2 separate regions of the Homo sapiens genome follow, and region 1 is linked to region 2. Evidence: read pairs that join two places in POLR2A ChIA-PET (ENCODE). Cell type or tissue: A673. All regions are shown on one strand.

Region 1 (4,000 bases), 120 kb before region 2:
TGGGTCCTGATACTGAGGCCCTGTGCTAATAGCTATTTGTCATCTTACCTCAACCTGCCAGTCTCACATGTCTATTATCTGCCTAGTTCTGTAGGAAAAAGCGGTGGCTAAGAGTAAGGAGCTTATTTAATACAATCCAGTAGTAAAGCTGAATGGTAAACTGGCAAGAACACTGAACTTGAGGCACAGAAACATGCTTCAGTCTTGGCTGTACCTTATCCAGCAGGGCCACTTTAGGCTAATGGTAATTTCACATTTTATAGGTTTACCCTATTTATCTATAAAGGGATAAAGGAAACATGGAGAGGACTAAAAGCCCTTTGGAAAATATAAAACACTTTCCAGTGTAGGTTTTTTGAGGAGTAGGTTCAATAGCATTTTATCGGGGTCACATTCATCCTGCCATTTGGCTTTTTTCTTTCTTTTTTTTTTCTGAGATTGGTTGGGGTGGGGGTGGGGTGGTCTCACTATGTTGCCCAGGCTGGTCTTGAACTCCTGGGCTCAAGCAATCCTCCTGCCTTGGCCTCCCAAAATGCTAGAATTATAGGCATGAGCCACTGCATCCGGCCCATTTGGCTTTAAATATCTTTCACAAACTGTTCTCATCTTACTTCTCCAGCTAGGTCCCACAGAGTCCCCTGTCCTGGCAGGCAGGTCAACGTCGGCAACATGCTCCCTCAGTGCCCTGGATGAAGTTGTCTCTACCTCAGTGGCGCTTTCTCTTTTCTGTTTCTACATATCCTTCAGGTTCAAGTCCTGATTCCGACTTCAGGCCTGTCCCAACAACCTACAGTCTGCACAGACCTTTTTCAGATGCAGAATGCAGGAGCAACTGCTGAGCTCCTAGTGTTTTGCTGATGAAAGGACCAGGTGATTTCATATATGATGGACCTCATTGATCGTTTTTATAATTTTTTTTCCTTTATCTCACTGGCAAGTATGTAGAGCAATCATTAATTGCTTTTTTTTTTTTTTTTTTTGAGATGGACTTTTGCTCTTGTTGCCCAGGCTGGAGTGCAGTGGCGTGATCTTGGCTCACTGCAACCTTTGCCTCCCAGCTTCAAGCGATTCTCCTGCCTCAGCCTCCCAAGTAGCTGAGATTACAGGTGTGCACCACCATGCCCAGCTAATTTTTGTATTTTTAGTAGAGATGCGGTTTCGCCATGTCAGCCAGGCTGGTCTCGAACTCCTGACCTCAAATGATCTGCCCACCTTGGCAGCCTAAAGTGCTGGGATTACAGGCATGAGCCACTGCGCCCGGCCTAATTGCTTTTAAACTGCTATTGTGGTCGGGCACGGTAGCTGACGCCTGTAATCCCAGCACTTTGGGAGGCTGAGGTGGGAGGATCACGAGGTCAGGAGATCGAGAACATCCTGGCTAAGACGGTGAAACCCTGTCTCTACTAAAAATACAAAAAAATTAGCCGGGCGTGGTATCGGGGGCCTGTATCCCCAGCTACTAGGGAGGCTGAGGCAGGAGAGTGGCGTGAACCTGGGAAGCAGAGCTTGCAGTGAGCCAAGACTGCACCACTGCACTCCAGCCTGGGCGACAGAGCGAGACTCCATCTCAAAAAAAAAAAAAAAAACCTGCTATCGTTCTGATGATCTTCACACAAGTTGGCATGCTACATATCATACTCTACCTTATTCCCCAACTGACTCAAGTTTTCCTTCTCTCTCCGTCTCATGCTTCTCTCATCCTTCTCTCTCCAGTCTGCTAACTGGGGACTTCATGAAAGGTATCTATTACAGTCCTACTGGTGTTTCACACTCTTTGTCAAATAAATATTCTTGTTGAATGTCTAGATGCCCAGAATGCCTAGAATGTTAAAAATATGGCCGGGTGCGGTAGCTCATGCCTGTAATCCCAGCACTTTGGGAGGCTGAGGCAGGAGGATCACGAGGTCAAGAGATCGAGACCATCCAGGCCAACCTGGAGAAACCCTGTCTCTACTAAAAATACAAAAATTAGCTGGGCGTCGTGGTGGGCGCCTGTAGTCCCAGCTACTTGGGACGCTGAGGCAGGAGAATTGCTTGAACCCGGGAGGCAGAGGTTGCAGTGAGCCGAGATCATGCCCCCGCACTCCAGCCTGGCAACAGAGCGAGACTGCGTCTCAAAAAAAAAAAAAAAAAGTAGACTAAAGGGTAAGAGATGAGGAGGAAGGAGGCAGAAATAATGCAAGGAGAAGGATACAGGCAAAATACAGATGGCAATAACAGTGTCAGCCAATCAATTGCAGTTCAAAAATAGGCCACTACACATACATCACACCCACTGAAACCTCACACCCAGCCCTTGAGGTGCATATGCATCCTTACTTACAGAACAGGAACCAGAGATGAAGTAAGTTGCCACATGTCATGCCATTTGTAAGCGACAGAAACAAGATTTGAACCCACTTCCACGTAATACAAAGATCAGGAACAAGCTCTTAGCCATGGGCTAGGCCATTTACTATCATTGAAAATTAAAATACCTTATTAAATGACTTACCATACAAAAGCCTTTAGAACAGTTCAGGCCACATACTAAGTGCCAAGTGTTGAAGCTAAACACACACACACACACATAAATAAATACATATATATTCAGGGAATTCATTTCTTCATTTCTATCTTCAGATCTAGGGTATGAGAACGATGCTGCTTGATTGCTATTTTGTACATTAACTTATAGGCTTGTTAATAATTATGCTTTTAGGAGTAAATATAAACTCCACAGACATAAAGAAGAGAATAATAAACGTGTCTTTTCTAGAATCTTTCATTTGAACCTTGATCCACTTATAAAAGAACAGTTATAGCAACAATATCCATTTTTGGTAATACTTATAATAAAATTCTTTATACTTTTCTCTTCTTTGCAATAAAAAGCATTTGAAACTTTTTTAAGCCTAAAAAGATTAAGCTGCAGTTGCAAAATTTATTTCCTGCATTTATACTAACCACTTCCTTTTTAAAAAAAAATGTTCTCTAAATTGTTATAGTGAACAATTCCTTCAGATGACTACAGTCAGACATTTTAGAAGAAACAGAAACGTGGGGAAGGCACTGAAGATATTAACATGTTCCATAAAGATGTCAACCTAGTACTACAGCAATGGTAACCAAAATATTCAATAGTACAATTCCTTATATGTACAATAACTAAAGTGGTCATTGTGCTAGAGACTGTTTCCCCAAATGGTAAAAAAATTTAACACTCTGCTACGCAGCTGGCTTCACTTAGAATAGAGCCAACTCCATCCTGTTGGCTTCACAGAGTTGGCAACACTGATTCCAACCGAAGAAAACCTAAACTACTAAATTTCGTTTGTTTTCTTAAGATAATTATCAAACTGATCATCATTTAAAGTAAACTCCTTCATTCTTGCTTAAAATTGACAGATTCCTATCTATAACTTTCTTTTTCTCTTTAAAATATTCTATTATAGAATATATAACACATTAAAAATTACATGTGGCTGGGCATGGTGGCTCACACCTGTAATCCCAGCACTGTGGGAGGCCAAGGCAGACGGATCACTTGAGCCCAGAAGTTCAAGACCACCATGGGCAATGTGGTGAAAGCCTATCTCTACTAAAAATACAAAAAATTAGCCGGGTGTAGTGGCGTACGCCTGTAGTCCCAGCTACTCAGGAGGCTGAGGCACGAGAATCACTTGAACCCAGGAGGTGGAAGTTGCAGTGAGCTGAGACGGTGCCACTGCACTCCATCCTGAGCGACAGACCAATACTCTGTTTCAAAAAAAAACAAAAAACCAGAAATGAAATTTTATTTTTTATAATTTACATCACAGAATTCTACTTTAATTCATAAATAACTCAGGATTTCCTATTCTGCTTCACAACAGGGACATCTATATGTAGAATTAAAAAGTTAATCATATTCAAAGCCAAATACTTCGAGAAGTCTGTATACAAAAAATGGAAGGCAAACTCCCAAAGAAACTGATACACTGTTCAGTGCTCATGGTCAGATTTTAACTTAAGTTTTAAA
Region 2 (4,000 bases):
GCCACTGCACTCCAGCCTGGGCGACAGAGCGAGACTCCGTCTCCAAAAAAAAAAAAAGAGCTTGGTTATGGCAGCCAAGAGCTTACTCAAGCTGACTTGGATGGAAGGACAATAGGAAGAGAGCTGGGAGAATGTGACACTGAGGGAGATAGTGTTGATACATTTAGTGTCCTTTTAAATCTTTCTTCCCTCTTATGTATGCAGAGAGAGTTCTAGTATAATGAGACTGTGCTGTGTACGCAGAAAGGTTGAGACTACTGAGCTAATAATGATAACTGTTTTGAGCTTATTTGGGGAAAATGAAGTGTCCTATAAAATCCAAATATTAAGTGATAGTAATAGCTGCTTGTTATTAAAGCATCTGTGATAAGTCAGAGACTGTGCTAAATATTTGATGCTTTTTATTCGACTCCTCGTAGCAGCCCCTTGAGATAGATGTTATTATCCCTGCTTTATAACTTAAGAAAATGGAGCTCTGGTTAAATAAGTGGAGGAGTCAGAGTTTGAACCCAGGTTAGCGCACCTTCCATTTTACCTGCACTGGGTAAGCTTCCAGTGCCTAAAGCCCTCAGTGACTGTCTGAGAAGACAGCCCGTTTGCCAGCAGCTCAGTCTTCTGTGTAGTTCTTCTCTCACTTCATGTGCTTAGCTGGTGGATTTTTGTTATGTGAGTGAATTTGACCCCATTCCATTTGTGAATTGCTATGTATGTGCAATGAGCCAAGAATTATAATATTAAACTTCTTAGGTTAGTTTCTCCTACCACTAATAGAAGGCAGCTAATGACTGGTAGTCCCCCCCCACCGCCCCCTTTTTTTTTTTTGAGACAGTCTCACTCTGTCATCCAGGCTGGAGTGCAGTGGTCTAATCTTGGCTCACTGCAACCTTTGCCTCCCAAGTCCAAGTGATCCTCCTGCCCCAGCCTCCCAAGCAGCTGGGATTACAAGCGGGCGCCACCACGCCTGGCTAATTTTTGTATTTTCAGTAGAGATGAGGTTTCACCATATTGGCCAGGCTCAAACTTCTGACTTCAAGTGATCCTCCCACCTCAGCCCCCCAAAGTGCTGGGATTACAGGTGCGAGCCATCGAGCTCAGCCATGATTGGTAGTCTTATTCTTGTTTTCTTTTTTTTTTTTTTCTGTATTAGTAGAGAAATTGCTTGTGGTGCCTGAAGGTACTTTTTGCTTACCTTTTGGATCTGATTTTTGTTTTGATCAGTGGTCACAAATTCAAGATGCGGTTAGAAGCCAGCTTGGTTTTGTAAGTCGGCTGGCTCAGTGAGACCGCAGGGGAAGGGGTAGCAGAAGAGCACAGGCTCCTGCCACAGTGGCCCCTGCTCGTTGCTCCAGAGAATGGGTTCTTATTGTACTGGAACGTGGCCTACAAGCTCTGGATCTTGTGGCTTTTTTTTTCTTCTCTTTTTTTAAATAAGAGAAGCTGGAAATTCATGTTTTTACGCGGAATTCATTGGCAACTGATTCAAATTTAAAAACAAAAGTAAAACAAAACACTGTGTTAGCCATGTATAACATGTGGGTTAATATAAGTCTGTAGACCCCCAGTTGGTGAGGTGAAGCTAGCTCAGTTAAGTGTTACTGTATTTCTTATTTTCTAAAATTCAGTTTATAAGAAAAACTAAATTGAGGTATCATTACTCTATTTTTTTTATGACTGAAAGCAGTTTAATATGAAGTCGGTGCAGAAGTTCTGACATTTAGTTAAAATAGCAGAACTGTCAGTATAAAACAACCGTTTTTAAAGTGAGGAAGAAAAGAGCAAATACATCAAAACAGTATGTCCTCTTTTTTATTTTTTTTGAGACGAGGTTTTGCTTTGTCACCCAGGCTGGAGTGCTGTGGCGCAATCTTGGCTCACTGCAGCCTCCGCCTCCTGGATGGGTTCAAGTGATCCTCAGCCTTCTGAGTAGCTGGGACCACAGGTGCACACTGCCACACCCAGCTAATTTTTTGTATTTTTGGCAGAGATGGGGTTTCACCATGTTGCCCAGGCTGGTCTCAAACTCCTCAGCTCAAGTGATCTGCCTGCCTCGGCCTCCCAAAGTGCTGGGATTACAGGTGTGAGCCAGCGTGCCCTGCCCTAGGATATACTTTTTATTTGGTTGTAAAAAGTATGTGGTAGTTAAAAAAATAGATTTGGGACTTAATTCTGAGTTAGGTTACTGGCCCTGCCATCTACTAGCCTAATGATTTTATGCAAGTTTTAACTCTGAGCCTCTGTTTCCTCATCTACCAAATGGACATGTTTGAGGCTACTTGCCTCATAGAGTTGTAAGAACTTGAGGTGATGTATGAAGCTCTTAGTGTAGTACTGGAGACAAGGTCAAGTGCTTGCAGTCTCTGAAATCCTTGGTGAAACAGGCACCCTTTACCACGGTGTCAGTGCTAATGGAAATGATAGGCTGGAGTTTGAGAATGTAGCTGAACCTCCATTGCCTGTGTCAGTGCTAATGGAAATGATAGGGTGGAAGTGGAGAAGGTAGCTGTATCTCCATTGCTTGTATCTGGTATTGTTATCCTCATGCTGCTTTGTCACATCCTCCTCGCTTGTACTTTCTTCAGTCTCAAGATATCTATGCCTCTATGACTTTTATAGTGAGGTATAGTTTACGAAGTCACTTCCATACATATCTTATTTGACATGACACGATAGCTTAAAATGGAGGTGGGGAACAGGTTAGGTGAAGGTCCTACAGATATTATTGGCAACAGTACTTTCTTTCTTTTTATTTTATTTATTTTTTGAGACAGAGTCTCACTCTGTCACCCATGCTGGAGTGCAGTGGCACGATCTCAGCTCACTGAAAACTCTGCCTCCCGGGTTCAAGCGATTCTCTTGCCTCAGCTTCTCTAGTAGCTGGGACTACAGGCATGCACCACCACACCCGGCAAATTTTTGTATTTTTAGTAGAGATGGGGTTTCATCATGTTGGCCAGGCTGGTCTCAAACTGACCTAAGGGTATCTGCCCACCTTGGCCTCCCATCGTGCTGAGATTACAGGCATAAGCCACCGTGCCTGGCCTCTTTTTTTTTTTTTTTTTTTTTTTTTTTAAATTTTTTTGAGACAGGGTCTTGCTCTGTTGCCCAGGCTGGAGTGCAGTGGCATGATCTTGGCTCATTTGGCCTCGTGGGCCCAAACTGTCCTCCCACCTCAGCCTCTTGAGTAGCTGGGACCATAGGCTTGCACCACCACACCCGGCTAATTTTTTTTTTTTTTTTTTGGTAGAGATGGGTTTTCACCATGTTGCCCAGGCCGGCCTTAAAATACGGGGCTCAAGTGATCCTTCTGCATTAGCCTCCTGAGTAGCTAGCATCACAGGCACCTGCTATTACTCCTGGCTATTTATTTATTATTTATTTTGAGACAGAGTCTCGCTCTTTCGCCCAAGCTAGAGTGCGGTGGCGTGATCTCGGCTCACTATAAGCTCCGCCTCCCAGGTTCAAGTTATTCTCCTGCCTCAGCCTCCCACGTAGCTGGGATTACAGGCATGTGTCACCATGCTTGGCTACTTTTTGTATTTTTTGTAGAGATGAGGTTTCGCCATGTTGGCCAGGAGGGCCTCAAACTCCAGACCTCAGGTGAACCACCTGCCTTGACCCCCCAAAGTGCTGGGATTACAGGCGTGAGCCACCGCGCCTAGCCAAAAAGAAAAAGTTGAAAGGATATATATTTGCCCTTATTTATGAAAGACTTGAAAGAAATTCACGAAAGTATAAAAAAGTCAGTGCCAGTGGGATTGTGGGTAACAATTTTTTTTTCTTTTTTTCTTTTTTTTGGAGATAGCCTTGCTTTGTCTCCCAGGCTGGAGTGCAGTGGTGTAATCATAGCTCACAGTAGCCTCAAACATCTGGGCTCAGGGGATCCTCCATCTCAGCATCCCCAGTAGCTGTGGCTACAGTTGCATGCCACCACGCCTGGCCAAATTTTAAAATGTTTTGTAGAGGTGGGGGTCTTTCTGTGTTGCCCAGGCTGGTCTTGAAC

What was found. ChIA-PET counts read pairs that join two places held together with the same protein. Peaks named below come from ENCODE experiments on the same cell type or tissue, not always from the same donor. Only the 100,000 strongest peaks of a DNase experiment are listed, where the experiment ranks them.
Region 1: POLR2A ChIA-PET joins it to region 2 with 5 read pairs; 13 of 35 experiments call an interaction of 5 or more read pairs at or near these places.

The regions. Positions count from the first base shown.
Region 1 is chr9:129,942,424-129,946,423 of GRCh38, forward strand. The region is part of intron 6 of FNBP1 (formin binding protein 1); the gene reads right to left. Among named protein-coding and RNA genes, the nearest start is that of MIR6855, 75 kb to the left of the region's middle. RefSeq lists a silencer at 2,242-2,321. In A673, no CTCF peak of the experiment used is centred here; DNase peaks (open chromatin) are centred at 2,388 and 3,045; H3K27ac peaks cover 2,468 bases.
Region 2 is chr9:130,066,943-130,070,942 of GRCh38, forward strand. All of the region lies in intron 1 of GPR107 (G protein-coupled receptor 107), which reads left to right. Among named protein-coding and RNA genes, the nearest start is that of GPR107, 15 kb to the left of the region's middle. In A673, no CTCF peak of the experiment used is centred here; no DNase peak of the experiment used is centred here; H3K27ac peaks cover 1,685 bases.